Regions from separate parts of the Mus musculus genome. Here region 2 is linked to region 1. Evidence: chromatin loops called from intact Hi-C (ENCODE). Cell type or tissue: left cerebral cortex. All regions are shown on one strand.

Region 1 (8,000 bases):
TGAATTTTTTGCTATATAGATTTGAACTCACAGAGATCTTCTGACTCCTGTTTGGAGTAATGGCCCATGCCACCAAAGTCTAGCCTTGCTTTGTTTTGAGACAAAAGCTGTCTATAAAGTTCAGACAGGTATTGATCTAAGATGTCCTCCTACCTCATTGTCCTAGCAGCTGATGACAGAGTGCAACTCTATGTGCAGCTGGAAAATCCATTTTAGTGTACTGGGCATACATGTAGATTCTTCATCCTTGAGTGGCCTAGCATCTTGTCTGTTTTGTTTGCTTCTCTCTCTCTCTCTCTCTCTCTCTCTCTCTCAACTTCCCTGTCCCCCTTCCTCCTCACCTTTCCCCCTTCTTTCTGTGTGTGTGTGTGATGTGTGGTGTGTGTGTCTGCTTGCCTACATGTGCAGCATGTCCATACAGTATTAGTGGAGACTAGAAGAGGGTGTCAGGTCTCCTGGAACTGTAGTTATGGGCAGTTGTGTGCTACCATGTGGTTGCTGGGAATCAAAGCTAGGTCCTCTGAAGCACAGCCCGTGAGTGCTCTTACCCATGAGCCACCTCTCCAGCACACACCTGAGTTTTCTGTGTGCAGGATGATTTCACCTGTGGTCAAACCTATCTGACACCCTCAGGAGAGAGGCTTTTCCTGCCTCCTGTGGAGCTGAGGCCCTAACCCATGTCCTGTCCTAATGGAGTTGTTTCTGTATCTGACTCATTCATTGTCTTTCCCCCACCCCAGCACCCTACTCATATGTACCTGTCACACATTTTGAAGTCCGCACTAGCATCCCAGCCCTTCTCACCTTCTCTCCTCTTTCAAGCTCCTCCAGTTCAAGGCTTCCCTCTCCCCGGCTACTCCTCTTCCTCATAACTGCTTCTCTCTCTCTCCCCCTTCTCACTCCCTCTTGCTCTTCCTCTCTCTGCTTCTTGCTCTCCATTCGCCTGCTCTCACACATTTACTCAGACCCTCTTACCCTTTTCTCACTATCTTCCACTATCTGTCTCCTGCTGTATTGGGATCTCCACTCATCTCTCCTGCTACCCTAGGCATGGCCAGTCCAGTCTGATGGCCATGCTCATCCTATTTCTTTCTTTCCTTGCTCTGGACTTTTCCAGATACCTCTGGCTGTTTCTTTTTCTCTCATATCTACAATAAAAATCTTAAACACACCATGGAGTGGTCTTCTTGGCAGTTTCTTTGCAGCACTTCCACCTCCTATATACTGTTAGACGATTCTCTCAAGGACACTGGGTAGCAGATGAGGAAGGACCATGGAATACAAGGGAAAGGAGAGTAGATGTGTTGTGATTGCCTCACAACACAAACAAACACCAATTTCAGTCAGTCTGTGGTAATTTATTGAGCAGTAGTCCCAGGACTGATTGATCAGGGCCATAACCAGACTCAGGAGCTGATTGTGATATTAAGTCAGAATCCTACAGACCTCTTAAGCATGAAATCTACAAACATCTGTGCCAAGCCATTCCACCAATCAGGATTTAGGGATAGGAGATTTCCTTAGGAACACTACTTTGTTGCACATTTATTCTGCTCCCATTGGTTGGGGTATTCAACTGTGGCAGAAGACTTGCCTTGCTTAACATTCATGTCTTAACTTGCCAACCAGGATGTCCGTTACCCACATACATGTCTCTTTCTGCCAAATAGAATGTCAGTTCCCAGGAAGGTCATGGAAACTTAAAACGTTACTCAACTTCTACTCACAATGGAAGTTTTATTCCAAATAGCTTATTATATTGGTGCAGGTGTCTCTCTTATGCTGGGGTTCATCCCAGGGGCAAAACTATAAAAGCTCATACATAGGTGTAGAAAATGCTGCTGGAAAATTGGTTTGGGTCCAAGCTTATTGTGACTAACTATACAGAGCAGTTCTAAATGACCTGTATTGTGATTGGTTTCCAAGATCACCAAAGCACAGAGCATAACAGAATAGAACTCAACTTGGGGCATGAGAAATTTTCCTTATAACATTAGTAATGTCACAAAATGGCTTGCTAGACAGGTAACAGATGAGTCCTGTAATTGTCCTGGAAGGAGATCCCAGGTGTTTGTGCAAGGAGGGAACACATTAGAGTCTTTGGTACCCCCAAGCTGAGGACAAAGGCTAGAACTGAGAGAAGCTAGAATTCACAAGACAGAGAACAGGACAGGGAGAGAACCCAGGAGTCTGCAGAAGCTCTGCTGTGAGTGGAGTACATGCTGACACAGGATAGATGGAGGAGGCTAGCCCAGGCTGGAGGATCAGGCATTTGGAACTACTGGGGTTCAGTATCTTCTGAGCCATGGAGGATGAAGGAAATGGGGGGAGGTCCCACATGCCAAAGTGAGAAAATTTCCTCCTTCAGTGAGCACTGAGGAGGGGGTAAATGAAAAAATAATAGAAATATAAAAGGAAAGGCCATAACTGCTTCTCGGTATGGCGGAGGAAACCATTTACTGTAGGTAAAAGGGAGATCATAGCCAGAGGTGGGACATCTGGGAGAGGCCAGAGTGGACATCACCCTGATGGGGTAGGCAGTGTGGGCTGAGGGGAGATTTAACAGAGAGGAGAGAGGGGAACCAGCTGCAGCAGCCGCGAGGCCCAATGTACAAAAGGAGTGGGTAACCAAAATGGCTGGACTATATAAGGAAGAGCCTGTGGGGGAAGGGCAGCTCAGTTCCTGTGCTAGAGCATTGGGGTAGAGGACAGAGTATGCCAGCCATATCCTGTAAAGGGAAGGAAATGAAGGATGCATGGTGGGCTGGTTCAACAGGTTTGACTCCACATGTGCACAGAGAGGTCCTTAATTTCCCTACAACAAAAGCATTCTCTATTCTAGTCCAGTTAGTACCATGAATAACCTATTATTCAGAAGGTGTAGTACTGAAAAGGGCATGTTGGGGGGACCTCATCAGGCAGAAGAGGGATCCTATTATTCTAACTTTGGCTGTAATTCTGGAAGCAGTGCTAGCTGGGGCAGGCACTGGAATATCTGCCCTAATATTGCAGGAGAAAAACTATAACAGCCTGAAAGCAGACATAGATCAAGACATCCAGTCCTAGAAAAATCCATCTCCTACTTAGAGCACAATGTAGACTCCACAGCTGAGGTAGTTCTGCAAAACAGATGAGGGTTAGACTTGGTGTTCCTGCAACAGGGAGGGTTGTGTGCTGTGCTGCATGAAGAATGCTGTTTTTATGTCAACCATTCTGAAGTTATCAGAGAGTCACTAGCTAAAGTTAGAAAAGAACAGATGGACACCAAAGAGAAGAGGAAAACTCCAAAAGTTGGTATCATTCACTGTTTGATACTTCTCCATGGCTAACCACCCTTATTTTCACAATTTTGTGATCCCTGATTATTCTCTTACTGTTGCTCACTTTTTGGCCATGCATAATTAATAAGATTTTACAGTTATATATAGCAGAGATTGGAGAACTAATAGTGATGAGATCCCAATATCTACCTGCCATCACATCAGATCCATATTGGTAGAGTCCATGATTGGCCTCTGAAGTTACCAATAAAAAGGGTGGGGGGAATGAAGTGCACAGGTGGCTGGCTTCTGCACTCTCCTGCAAAAGTCCCTTCTCCCCCACCCTAGGCTCTCTCCCACAGCAATCATGGTGGGGCATGCAATCTGCTTGCCTCTGTGCTTTCCCCAACCCCTGCTCCTCCCTGCATCAAACGAAGGGAATCTTCCCCGCTTCCTGGCCACACTGAGAGGACTCAAGGAGCCACAGGTGCCAGCTTGAGTGAGATAAATGACAAAACACCCCAGCTCCAGTGGTGCCAAAACTAGCACTGCTGTGGGCTGGCCTTAGTGGGTCCCTCAACCAAGGGAGAAATCAGGGTCCTGATACTTAGGTGGGCAAGGAGTAACAAACAGACATGAACACATGAGAGTGTTGGATCTGAATGTAATTTCTCAAAGCGAGCATCAGACTTCTATTACAGGAGAAAACCAGGAAGTTATGTGATACATTAGCCAAGATACATTGATGTCATCTGATGTATAATGACACAAAACAGAGAAATGCATACATAAAGACTAGCAAGAACCAGGCAGTGATTACAACTGAAATAAAAGCAGCCCTATCTAAAGTCAGTTATTCTAGGAGCCAGGTGAGGATTTCACACCCTAGTCACAAGGGTCCTTTAGCAAGCCTAACTATGCCATTCCTCTGAGCCTTGTAAAAAACTTGCACCAGGGGGTTCTGCTCTTGCTGACCTTTTCATGAATAATGCAATACTCTAGTTCCTCCTTAAACCACAACCCTCCTTCTTTCTAGACCATTGTAAATTCCTGCATATGGGAGTGGTTTGGCTGTTATTTTAAGTATCCATAGGGAACCTCCATTTGTCAGAGGAACTCACCAATTTTCTTCTAATATGTAATGTAGTCTTCCATATCTGACTGTAAGGAGAATTCTAAGTTTACTTTGTAGAACTAGCCCCAAGATTTCTAGCTCTTTATGCAGTAAAATACTGAAAGAAAGCACACAACACCCTCCACCTATTGCAAGGACAAATCTGGACTACATCCATACTAAGGGATGCAAGGCCTCCAGGAGACCAGTTTCTGTGAAACTTTTTGCCTCAGGACTGCAGCCAAGCTTTTGGACTTGTCATTTAGACTCCACTGGAGTGGGTGTGGCATAGCACCACTCTCCCTGATAACCAGCCTGGGCTCTTTCCTGGTGCCTGTCCTTGGAATGAGGAGATTAGGGTCCCCTTTGTAAATCATAGAAGAAAGGTAATCAGAGATCACAGACAGTTATGGCCGGCCATAAAACCAGTTCCTGATAGCACCATAAAAGAGAGTCCTTAGGCCAGAAGAATCCCCCCTCGGCCTGGTGATTCCACTCTACCAAATGGTATTGTGTCTGAATTACGACTTACTTCACCCACCTTCCCTACCCTTCACCCTAAGCATTTAAAGAATTTCTAACTATGCTGTATATGAGTGCCCAGACACCGAAGCTTGAGGTTGCACTCCCGTCCTACACTGTGGGAAGGTTTTCAATCCGAGTCTGACTTGTAATGAAGACTCTTATGCAAGACTGCAGTGGACTATGCAGTTCTTGAGCTCTCCTGGGTTTCTTGTGGAATTGGGGCATAAGAAGGTGTGCCCTCCATTTCAGGTTTGAGTTAATTCCAGATGTAGTCAAGAATAGCCATCACACTGGGCTTCAATTTCCAGACAGTAACGGGGAAAGGAACAAACAGCCTGTCCTTTTCTGACCTCTGATTGGCTCCAATTCTGGGTGGAGGGGGCAATGCCAGCTCTTCCATCACAGAGATAACCAAACTTCTCCCCTCCCACTCCTCCCAATTGGTACATCAGAAAGACACACTAAGGATGTCCTTAAACCTGATCAGTGGACCTTTGGTCTCATTAATTTTATCTCTAGAGAAGACATAATAGGCTGTTGGTTGCCAAGGACCAGCCTCAGCTTGGAAAGAGGTTCTGAGGTGACACTGACTTGAAGACAAATCATGAGTACAAGCTGACAGCTTTCCGAAAATCACCAGACAGTTCAACTCTCACAAGCCAACCCCAGTCTTTTATTCACCAATCAGTTCAATTGTCCAACCCAGTTTCTCTTTTTCTCACCAATCAGCACTTTCTTAACCTTCGATGATAAATTGGCAAAGCCACAGAATATACAGAACCAAAAATCCAGCCAAGAAATAACCAGTATGGAGAATCACTTGAGCAACTTCATCTGTTACTACGCATCCCTCCCCCCTCAACCCCTGCCTTCGCCCTAAGACAAGGTCTCAGTGTGAAGCCCAGTGGTAGCACCACATTAAGGAATCTTGCCCTCAAGCTGGTCATGGTGGCACACACCTTTAATCCAAGCATTTGGGAGGCAGAGGCAGATAGACTTGTGAGTTTAAAGCCAGCCTGACCTACAAAGTAAGTCCAGGACAGCCAGGACTCGTTACACACAGAAACCCTGACTCTGAAAACAAGCAAGCAAGCAAGCAAGCAAGCAAACAAACAAACCAAATCTTGCCTTCAGAGTCAACTAAACCAAGAGGAAGTCCCATTTAAACTATCTACTTCTCTCTCTGTATCTTACAGCTGCCCCTGTCTGTTGTCCCTTGTCTGATGTCTGTGTGTCCCTAAGAAAGGCCTCTGCTCTTTATGTATTCAATAGTACATGCACAATATCAGACAGGATTGAGGGATCATTGTGTACAGAAAATTTTAGGAGGTTTACAATGTGTCTTAGCTAATATTTTCTTGCTGTGAGAAGACACCATGTAGAAGGCAACTTCTAAAAGCATTTAGCTGGGGGCTTGTTTACCTTTCAGTAGGTTTGTCCATTGTTATCATGTCAGCAAGCATGGCAGCAGGTAGGTATGGTGCTGGAGAAGTAATTGAAAGCTCATTTATGAATCAAACAGTTCACATTTCAGACACACACACACATGTACACGTATGTATATATATGGAGAGAGAGAGAGAGACAGAGACAGAGAGACAGAGAGAGAGACACTAGGTAGGACTGGCCCACAAATGTATAAAGTCCCACGTTAATTCCCTATCCATAAATCCACCTGAAACAGGGTCCCTCATTTAGAGACCAAGCATCTTTTGCCATCTCAGTAATGAATGTTCCTTTTTCGTGGAATTGAAGCTTAGCTCAAGCTTTATCATTGACCTTCATTCTTGGCTCTGTTTCTATCTATCCAGGCCAGAGAAGGTGTTGCCACATCAGTTCCTTTCCATGGTAGATCAGCAGGGTGGTACCTGGCAGGCATCATGCCCAGTGGATTGTTTTATTATGAAGAGACACAAACCAGAAATTTTTCTTTCACTTTCATGCATTGGGTATATCAGGCCAAGAGCTTGTGTCTGGTTGTGTCTCAGATGTGCAGCTGGTGACTGGAACCACACAGCTAAGGACAGCTGGGACACATCCAAACGTGGCTGCAGGAAGATTCCTTGGTGAGTCGGGGACCATGCTTGTCCCACTTGCTCTGGAGGAGAAGGTTACATCCCTACGAATGGGCGAGCTCAGGGAAGATGAACAATGGTCACAGGCTCAGCAGATGGAGGGCTGGACTTCCAGTCAAATGAGCTCTGCCTGCTCCTCTCCCCTCCTCTACCCTCTGCATAGAAGAGGACATGGAATCCTCAGATGGGATCTCCACACTGCCTGGGCCTGACCCTCCTTGTAGGGCTTCCTAAGACATGATTAGAGGTCTCAGGCAGGAAGACAACTCTTTGTCTGTGCTCAGACATTTTAGATAGCTCCAAAACAGAAAAAGGAAGTGAATGAGGCTTGAACACAGAGCCATCAACCATGCTGGCCTTGGGGTGCTCTCCCTGACCAAAGAGAATGAGGCTTTGAGTAAGATGTACAGACAAACTACTCAGTTTCAGCACAGCTTTGCTTGTCTATGCAGTGTGAGCACTGAGGAAAAACTGAGGCACAACAGACAGTGACTATTCTAAGGTGCCTCAAGGAGGCTGAACAGGTAGGTGAGAGGCGACATTCCTTGGTTCTCACCTGGCCTCTGCCTCCCCTGTGGAGGACAGAGGATGAAGCCTAGGCTGTCCTGTGTGAGCAGGTGTGGAGGGGAAGCCAGGATGGATGGAGAATGTGCTCTGCAGAGACCCCAGGCCCATCATACACGTCTCATCTACACGAGGGCAGACTGCAGTGCAGTGGGCTCTCGTGTAGCAAAGGGAGAAAGAAGTGTGAAATCCCCAGGGTTAGTCTTCCATCCAGAGACAGGGCTCTTGTTTCCCTTACTTCTCTGCTCTGAGCTCTGTGACATGGGGTTTGTCAGCCTTCGATAGTCCTCTGTTTTGTCCTCTGATGGATGGAGCTAGAGTTGCCTGACCTGCTGAGCACCCCAAGAGGCTGATCTCCTCTTCTGGTGTCCTGGAAGGCATGCTTCAAGGGGTAGACTCACCCCTGGAAGTCCACCATTGAGTCCCTCAGAGGATACAAGTGTGAAGAGAGAATGGAGGACC
Region 2 (8,000 bases), 190 kb after region 1:
GACCATTGTTCATCTTCCCTGAGCTCACCCATCCTTGTAGCCATAACCCTTCTTCTCCAGAGCCATTGAGAGGATGAATATGTGGGGAAAGCATGGATCCCAACTCACCAAGGAATCTTCCTGCAGCCACATTTGGATGTGTCCCAGCTGTCCTTAGCTGTGTGGTTCCAGTCATCAGCTGCACATCTGAGACACAACCAGACACAAGCTCTTGGCCTGATATACCCAATGCATGAAAGTGAAAGAAAAATTTCTGGTTTGTGTCTCCTCATAATAAAACAATCCACTGGGTATGATGCCTGCCAGGTACCACCCTGCTGATCTACCATGGAAAGGAACTGATGTGGCAACACCTTCTCTGGCCTGGATAGATAGAAACAGAGCCAAGAATGAAGGTCAATGATAAAGCTTGAGCTAAGCTTCAATTCCACGAAAAAGGAACATTCATTACTGAGATGGCAACAGAGGCTTGGTCTCTAAATGAGGGACCCTGTTTCAGGTGGATTTGTGGATAGGGAATTAACGTGGGACTTTATACATTTGTGGGCCAGTCCTACCTAGTGTCTCTCTCTCTGTCTCTCTGTCTCTGTCTCTGTCTCTCTCTCTCTCTCTCTCCATATATATACATACGTGTACATGTGTGTGTGTGTGTGTGTGTGTGTGTGTGTCTGAAATGTGAACTGTTTGGATCATAAATGAGCTTTCAATTACTTCTCCAGCACCATACCTACCTGCTGCCATGCTTGCTGACATGATAACAATGGACAAACCTACTGAAAGGTAAACAAGCCCCCAGCTAAATGCTTTTAGAAGTTGCCTTCTTCATGGTGTCTTCTCACAGCAAGAAAATATTAGCTAAGACACATTGTAAACCTCCTAAAATTTTCTGTACACAATGATCCCTCAATCCTGTCTGATATTGTGCATGTACTATTGAATACATAAAGAGCAGAGGCCTTTCTTAGGGACACACAGACATCAGACAAGGGACAACAGACAGGGGCAGCTGTAAGATACAGAGAGAGAAGTAGATAGTTTAAATGGGACTTCCTCTTGGTTTAGTTGACTCTGAAGGCAAGATTTGGTTTGTTTGTTTGCTTGCTTGCTTGCTTGCTTGCTTGCTTGTTTGTTTGTTTTCAGAGTCAGGGTTTCTGTGTGTAATGAGTCCTGGCTGTCCTGGACTTACTTTGTAGGTCAGGCTGGCTTTAAACTCACAAGTCTATCTGCCTCTGCCTCCCAAATGCTTGGATTAAAGGTGTGTGCCACCATGACCAGCTTGAGGGCAAGATTCCTTAATGTGGTGCTACCACTGGGCTTCACACTGAGACCTTGTCTTAGAGCGAAGGCAGGGGTTGAGGGGGGAGGGATGCGTAGTAACAGATGAAGTTGCTCAAGTGATTCTCCATACTGGTTATTTCTTGGCTGGATTTTTGGTTCTGTATATTCTGTGGCTTTGCCAATTTATCATCGAAGGTTAAGAAAGTGCTGATTGGTGAGAAAAAGAGAAACTGGGTTGGACAATTGAACTGATTGTGAATAAAAGACTGGGGTTGGCTTGTGAGAGTTGAACTGTCTGGTGATTTTCGGAAAGCTGTCAGCTTGTACTCATGATTTGTCTTCAAGTCAGTGTCACCTCAGAACCTCTCTCCAAGCTGAGGCTGGTCCTTGGCAACCAACAGGCTATTATGTCTTCTCTAGAGATAAAATTAATCAGACCAAAGGTCCACTGATCAGGTTTAAGGACATTCTTAGTGTGTCTTTCTGATGTACCAATTGGGAGGAGTGGGAGGGGAGAAGTTTGGTTATCTCTGTTATGGAAGAGCTGGCATTGCCCCCTCCACCCAGAATTGGAGCCAATCAGAGGTCAGAAAAGGACAGGCTGTTTGTTCCTTTCCCCGTTACTGTCTGGAAATTGAAGCCCAGTGTGATGGCTATTCTTGACTACATCTGGAATTAACTCAAACCTGAAATGGAGAGCACACCTTCTTATGCCCCAATTCCACAAGAAACCCAGGAGAGCTCAAGAACTGCATAGTCCACTGCAGTCTTGCATAAGGGTCTTCATTACAAGTCAGACTCAGATTGAAAACCTTCCCACAGTGTAGGACGGGAGTGCAACCTCAAGCTTCAGTGTCTGGGCACTTATACGCAGCATAGTTAGAAAATCTTTAAATGCTTAGGGTGAAGGGTAGGGAAGGTGGATGAAGTAAGTCATAATTCAGACACAATACCATTTGGTAGAGTGGAATCACCAGGCCGAGGGGGGATTCTTCTGACCTAAGGACTCTCTTTTATGGTGCTATCAGGAACTGGTTTTATGGCCGGCCATAACTGTCTGTGATCTCTGATTACCTTTCTTCTATGATTTAAAAAGGGGACCCTAATCTCCTCATTCCAAGGACAGGCACCAGGAAAGAGGCCAGGCTGGTTATCAGGGAGAGTGCTATGCCACACCCACTCCAGTGGAGTCTAAATGACAAGTCCAAAAGCTTGGCTGCAATCCTGAGGCAAAAAGTTTCACAGAAACTGGTCTCCTGGAGGCCTTGGCATCCCTTAGTATGGATGTAGTCCAGATTTGTCCTTGCAATAGGTGGAGGGTGTTGTGTGCTTTCTTTCAGTATTTTACTGCATAAGAGCTAGAAATCTTGGGGCTAGTTCTACAAAAGTAAACTTAGAATTCTCCTTACAGTCAGGTATGGAAGACTACATTACATATTAGAAGAAAGTTGGTGAGTTCCTCTGACAAATGGAGGTTCCCTATGGATACTTAAAATAACAGTCAAACCACTCCCATATGCAGGAATTTACAATGGTCTAGAAAGGAGGAGGGTTGTGGTTTAAGGAGGAACTAGAGCATTGCATTATTCAGGAAAAGGTCAGCAAGAGCAGAACCCCCTGGTGCAAGTTTTTCACAAGGCTCAGAGGAATGGCATAGTTAGGCTTGCTAAAGAACCCTTGTGACTAGGGTGTGAAATCCTCACCTGGCTCCTAGAATAATTGACTTTAGATAGGGCTGCTTTAATTTCAGTTGTAATCACTGCCTGGTTCTTGCTAGTCTTTATGTATGCATTTCTCTGTTTTGTGTCATTATACATCAGATGACATCAATGTATCTTGGCTAATGTATCACATAACTTCCCGGTGTTCTCCTGTAATAGAAGTCTGATGCTCACTTTGAGAAATTACATTCAGATCCAACACTCTCATGTGTTCATGTCTGTTTGTCACTCCTTGCCCACCTAAGTATCAGGACCCTGATTTCTCCCCTGGGTTGAGGGACCGACTAAGGCCAGCCCACAGCAGTGCTAGTTTTGGCACCACTGGAGCTGGAGTGTTTTGTCATTTATCTCACTCAAGCTGGCACCTGTGGCTCCTTGAGTCCCCTCAGTGTGGCCAGGAAGCAGGGAAGATTCCCTTCGTTTGATGCAGGGAGGAGCAGGGGTTGGGGAAAGCACAGAGGCAAGCAGATTGCATGCCCCACCATGATTGCTGTGGGAGAGAGCCTAGGGTGGGGGAGAAGGGACTTTTGCAGGAGAGTGCAGAAGCCAGCCACCTGTGCACTTCATTCCCCCCACCCTTTTTATTGGTAACTTCAGAGGCCAATCATGGACTCTACCAATATGGATCTTCTGTGCTGGCAGGTTGATATTGGAATCTCATCACTGTTAGTTCTCCAATCTCTGCTCTATATACTGTAAAATCTTATTAATTATGCATGGCCAAAAAGTGAGCAACAGTAAGAGAATAATCAGGGACCACAAAAGTGTGAAAATAAGGGTGGTTAGCCATGGAGAAGTATCAAACAGTGAATTATACCAACTTTTGGAGTTTTCCTCTTCTCTTTGGTGTCCATCTGTTCTTTTCTAACTTTAGCTAGTGACTCTCTGATAACTTCAGAATGGTTGACATAAAAACAGCATTCTTCATGCAGCACATCACACAATCCTCCCTGTTGCAGGAACACCAAGTCTAACCCTCATCTGTTTTGCAGAACTACCTCAGCTGTGGAGTCTACATTGTGCTCTAAGTAGGAGATGGATTTTTGTAGGTATTAGATGTCTTGATCTATGTCTGCTTTCAGGCTGTTATAGTTCTTCTCCTGCAATATTAGGGCAGCTATTCCAGTGCCTGCCCCAGCTAGCACAGCTTCCAGAATTACAGCCAAAGTTAGAATAATAGGGGCCCTCTTCTGCCTGATGAGGTCCCCCCAACATGCCCTTTTCAGTACTACACCTTCTGAATAATATGTTATTCATGGTCTAGACTGGACTAGAATAGAGAATGCTTTTGTAGTAGGGGAATTAAGGACCTCTCTGTGAGCATGTGGAGTCAAACCTGTTGAACCAGCCCACCATGCATCCTTCATTTCCTTCCCTTTACAGGATATGGCTGGCATACTCTGCCCTCTACCCCAACTCTCTAGCACAGGGACTGAGCTGCCCTTCCCCCACAGGCTCTTCCTTATATAGTCCAGCCATTTTGGTTACCCACTCCTTTTGTACATTGGGCCTCCTGGCTGCTGCAGCTGGTTCTCCTCTCTCCTCTCTGTTAACTCTTCCCTCAGCCTACACTGCCTACTCCATCAGGGTGATGTCCACTCTTGGCCTCTCCCAGATGTCCCACCTCTGGCTATGATCTCCCTTTTACCTTCAGTAAATGGTTTCCTCCACTGTCCTGAGAAGCAGTTATGACCTTTCCTTTTTTATTTCTATTATTTTTTCATTTACCCCCTCCTCAGTGCTCACTGAAGGAGGAAATTTTCTCACTTTGGCATGTGGGACCTCCCCCCTTTTCCTTCATCCTCCATGGCTCAGAAGATACTGAACCCCAGTAGTTCCAAATGCCTGATCCTCCAGCCTGGGCTAGCCTCCTCCATCTATCCTGTGTTAGCATGTACTCCACTCACAGCAGATCTCCTGCAGACTCCTGGGTTCTCTCCCAGTCCTGTTCTCTGTCTTGTGAATTCTAGCTTCTCTCAGTTCTAGCCTTTGTCCTCAGCTTGGGGGTACCAAAGGCTCTAATGTGTTCCCTCCTTGCACAAACACCTGGGATCTCCTTCCAGGACAATTACAGGACTCATCTGTTACCTGTCTAGCAAGCCATTTTGTGACATTACTAATGTTATAAGGAAAATTTCTCATGCCCCAAGTTGAGTTCTATTCTGTTATGCTCTGTGCTTTGGTGATCTTGGAAACCAATCACAATACAGGTCATTTAGAACTGCTCTGTATAGTTAGCCACAATAAGCTTGGACCCAAACCAATTTTCCAGCAGCATTTTCTACACCTATGTATGAGCTTTTATAGTTTTGCCCCTGGGATGAACCCCAGCATAAGAGAGACACCTGCACCAATATAAGAAGCTATTTGGAATAAAACTTCCATTGTGAGTAGAAGTTGAGTAACGTTTTAAGTTTCCATGACCTTCCTGGGAACTGACATCCTATTTGGCAGAAAGAGACATGTATGTGGGTAATGGACATCCTGGTTGGCAAGTTAAGACATGAATGTTAAGCAAGGCAAGTCTTCTGCCACTGTTGAATAACCTAACCAATGGGGGCAGAATAAATGTGCAACAAAGTAGTGTTCCTAAGGAAATCTCCTATCCCTAAATCCTGATTGGTGGAATGGCTTGGCACAGATGTTTGTGGATTTCATGCTTAAGAGGTCTGTTGGATTCTGACTTAATATCACAATCAGTTCCTGAGTCTGCTTATGGCCCTGATCAATTAGTCCTGGGACTACTGCTCAATAAATTACCACAGACTGACTGAAATTGGTGTTTGTTTGTGTTGTGAGGCAATCACAACACATCTACTCTCCTTTCCCTTGTATTCCATGGTCCTTCCTCATCTGCTACCCAGTGTCCTTGAGAGAATCGTCTAACAGTATATAGGAGGTGGAAGTGCTGCAAAGAAACTGCCAAGAAGACCACTCCATGGTGTGGTTAAGATTTTTATTGTAGATATGAGAGAAAAAGAAACAGCCAGAGGTATCTGGAAAAGTCCAGAGCAAGGAAAGAAATAAATAGGATGAGCATGGCCATCAGACTGGATTGGCCATGCCTAGGGTAGCAGGAGAGAAAGTAGAGATCCCAATACAGCAGGAGACAGATAGTGGAAGATAGTGAGAAGAGGGTAAGAGAGTCAGAGTAAGTGTGTGAGAGCAGGCAAATGGAGAGCAAGAGGCAGAGAGAGAAAGAACAAGAGGGAGTGAGAAGGGGAGAGAGAGGAGCAGTTATGAGGAGGAGTAGTAGCTGGGGAGAGGGAAGCCTTGAACTGGAGGAGTTTGAAAGAGGAGAGAAGGTGAGAAGGGCTGGGATGCTAGTGCGGACTTCAAAATGTGTGACAGGTACATATGAGTAGGGTGCTGGGGTGGGGGAAAGACAATGAATGAGTCAGATACAGAAACAACTCCATTAGGACAGGACCCCAGCTCCACAGGAGGCAGGAAAAGCCTGTCTCCTGAGGGTGTCAGATAGGTTTGACCACAGGTGAAATCATCCTGCACACAGAACACTCAGGTGTGTGCTGGAGAGGTGGCTCATGGGTAAGAGCACTCACGGGCTGTGCTTCAGAGGACCTGGCTTTGATTCCCAGCAACCACATGGTAGCACACAACTGCCCATAACTACAGTTCCAGGAGACCTGACACCCTCTTCTAGTCTCCACTAATACTGTATGGACATGCTGCACATGTAGGCAAGCAGACACACACACCACACATCACACACACACACAGAAAGAAGGGGGAAAGGTGAGGAGGAAGGGGGACAGGGAAGGAGAGAGAAAGAGAGAGAGAGAGAGAGAGAGAGAGAGAGAGAGAGAGAGAGAGAGAGAGAGAAGCAAATAAAACAGACAAGATGCTAGGCCACTCAAGGATGAAGAATCTACATGTATGCCCAGTACACTAAAATGGATTTTCCAGCTGCACATAGAGTTGCACTCTGTCATCAGCTGCTAGGACAATGAGGTAGGAGGACATCTTAGATCAATACCTGTCTGAACTTTATAGACAGGTTTTGTCTCAAAACAAAGCAAGGCTAGACTTTGGTGGCATGCGCCATTACTCCAAACAGGAGACAGAAGATCTCTGTGAGTTCAAATCTATATAGCAAAAAATTCAAATCTGTGAGCCTGATCTATATAGCAAATTCTAGTCCAGCCAGGGCTATTTAGTGAGACTGTGTCTTTAAAAAAAATTAAACAAACAAAAATAGAGAAACTAGTTAGATAATGGACCAACCAATGGTAAAGTACTTGCTGTATACACATGAGGACTTGAATTTGGATCTCAGCAATTAGGTAACAAGCCAAGTGTAGCTGTGGCTGTGGCCTCTTGTAGCTTTGCTTTTTTTCAAAACCTACTTTTAATATGGGTTCTTAAATGCTTTAACCTCCCTTCTAGCCCTCCACCCACCAGAGGTAGTGCAAAAGGAAGGTTATTAGGATACAGGGGAAGTGGACCTGCTTAGATATTGTTCTTTGGAGCAAATCAAATCTGTGTGGTCAGGAAATCAGCAGTTCAGTTCACAGGAATCAGCAGTTGCAGCTCAATCCACTTGCAAATCCTTCACGAACATACCAGCAGTCCAGTTCAGTAGTGTCAGGAAAGCAAACACAAACCAGCAGAGGTGGCACGACCTAGCAGAAACAGCCAGGCCTCCTCAGGAGTTACCCAGGACCAGCAGCGACACCAGGAGAAGTTCTCTGTCATGCCTCTCTCAATGAAGCAAAGATCAGTAAAGATAAAGACCAGAGTCCAAGAAGCATTGCAAAGACAGCTGTGTAAGCCCATCACTGTCCATTGAATCCTGTTTATGCTCCGCCCAAACATCACATGTCCTCTCCTGGGTCTCGCCTCACCAAGTGAGTCTGTCTTAGCAAAACTCCACATGAGTCTATCAGCTGACATCACTCTGTCAATCAGCCTGAATCCATGGAAGCAACAAGAAGCTGCCAGCACACCACCAGAAGTTTCTTATGGAGTCAGGACAAACAA

What was found. A loop is a pair of places that touch in the nucleus more often than their neighbours do. Peaks named below come from ENCODE experiments on the same cell type or tissue, not always from the same donor. Only the 100,000 strongest peaks of a DNase experiment are listed, where the experiment ranks them.
Region 2: a loop joins it to region 1, with 4 times the contacts of the local background. A loop is called at or near these places in 10 of 42 quality-filtered maps.

What each region holds. Positions count from the first base shown.
Region 1 is chr15:77,470,167-77,478,166 of GRCm38, forward strand. Apol10a (apolipoprotein L 10A) reads left to right here and starts at 6,881. Exons shown (of 4, transcript NM_177744.4): 1 at 6,881-6,965. In left cerebral cortex, no CTCF peak of the experiment used is centred here; no DNase peak of the experiment used is centred here.
Region 2 is chr15:77,659,654-77,667,653 of GRCm38, forward strand. No RefSeq gene overlaps it. Among named protein-coding and RNA genes, the nearest start is that of Apol11b, 20 kb to the left of the region's middle. In left cerebral cortex, no CTCF peak of the experiment used is centred here; a DNase peak (open chromatin) is centred at 3,928.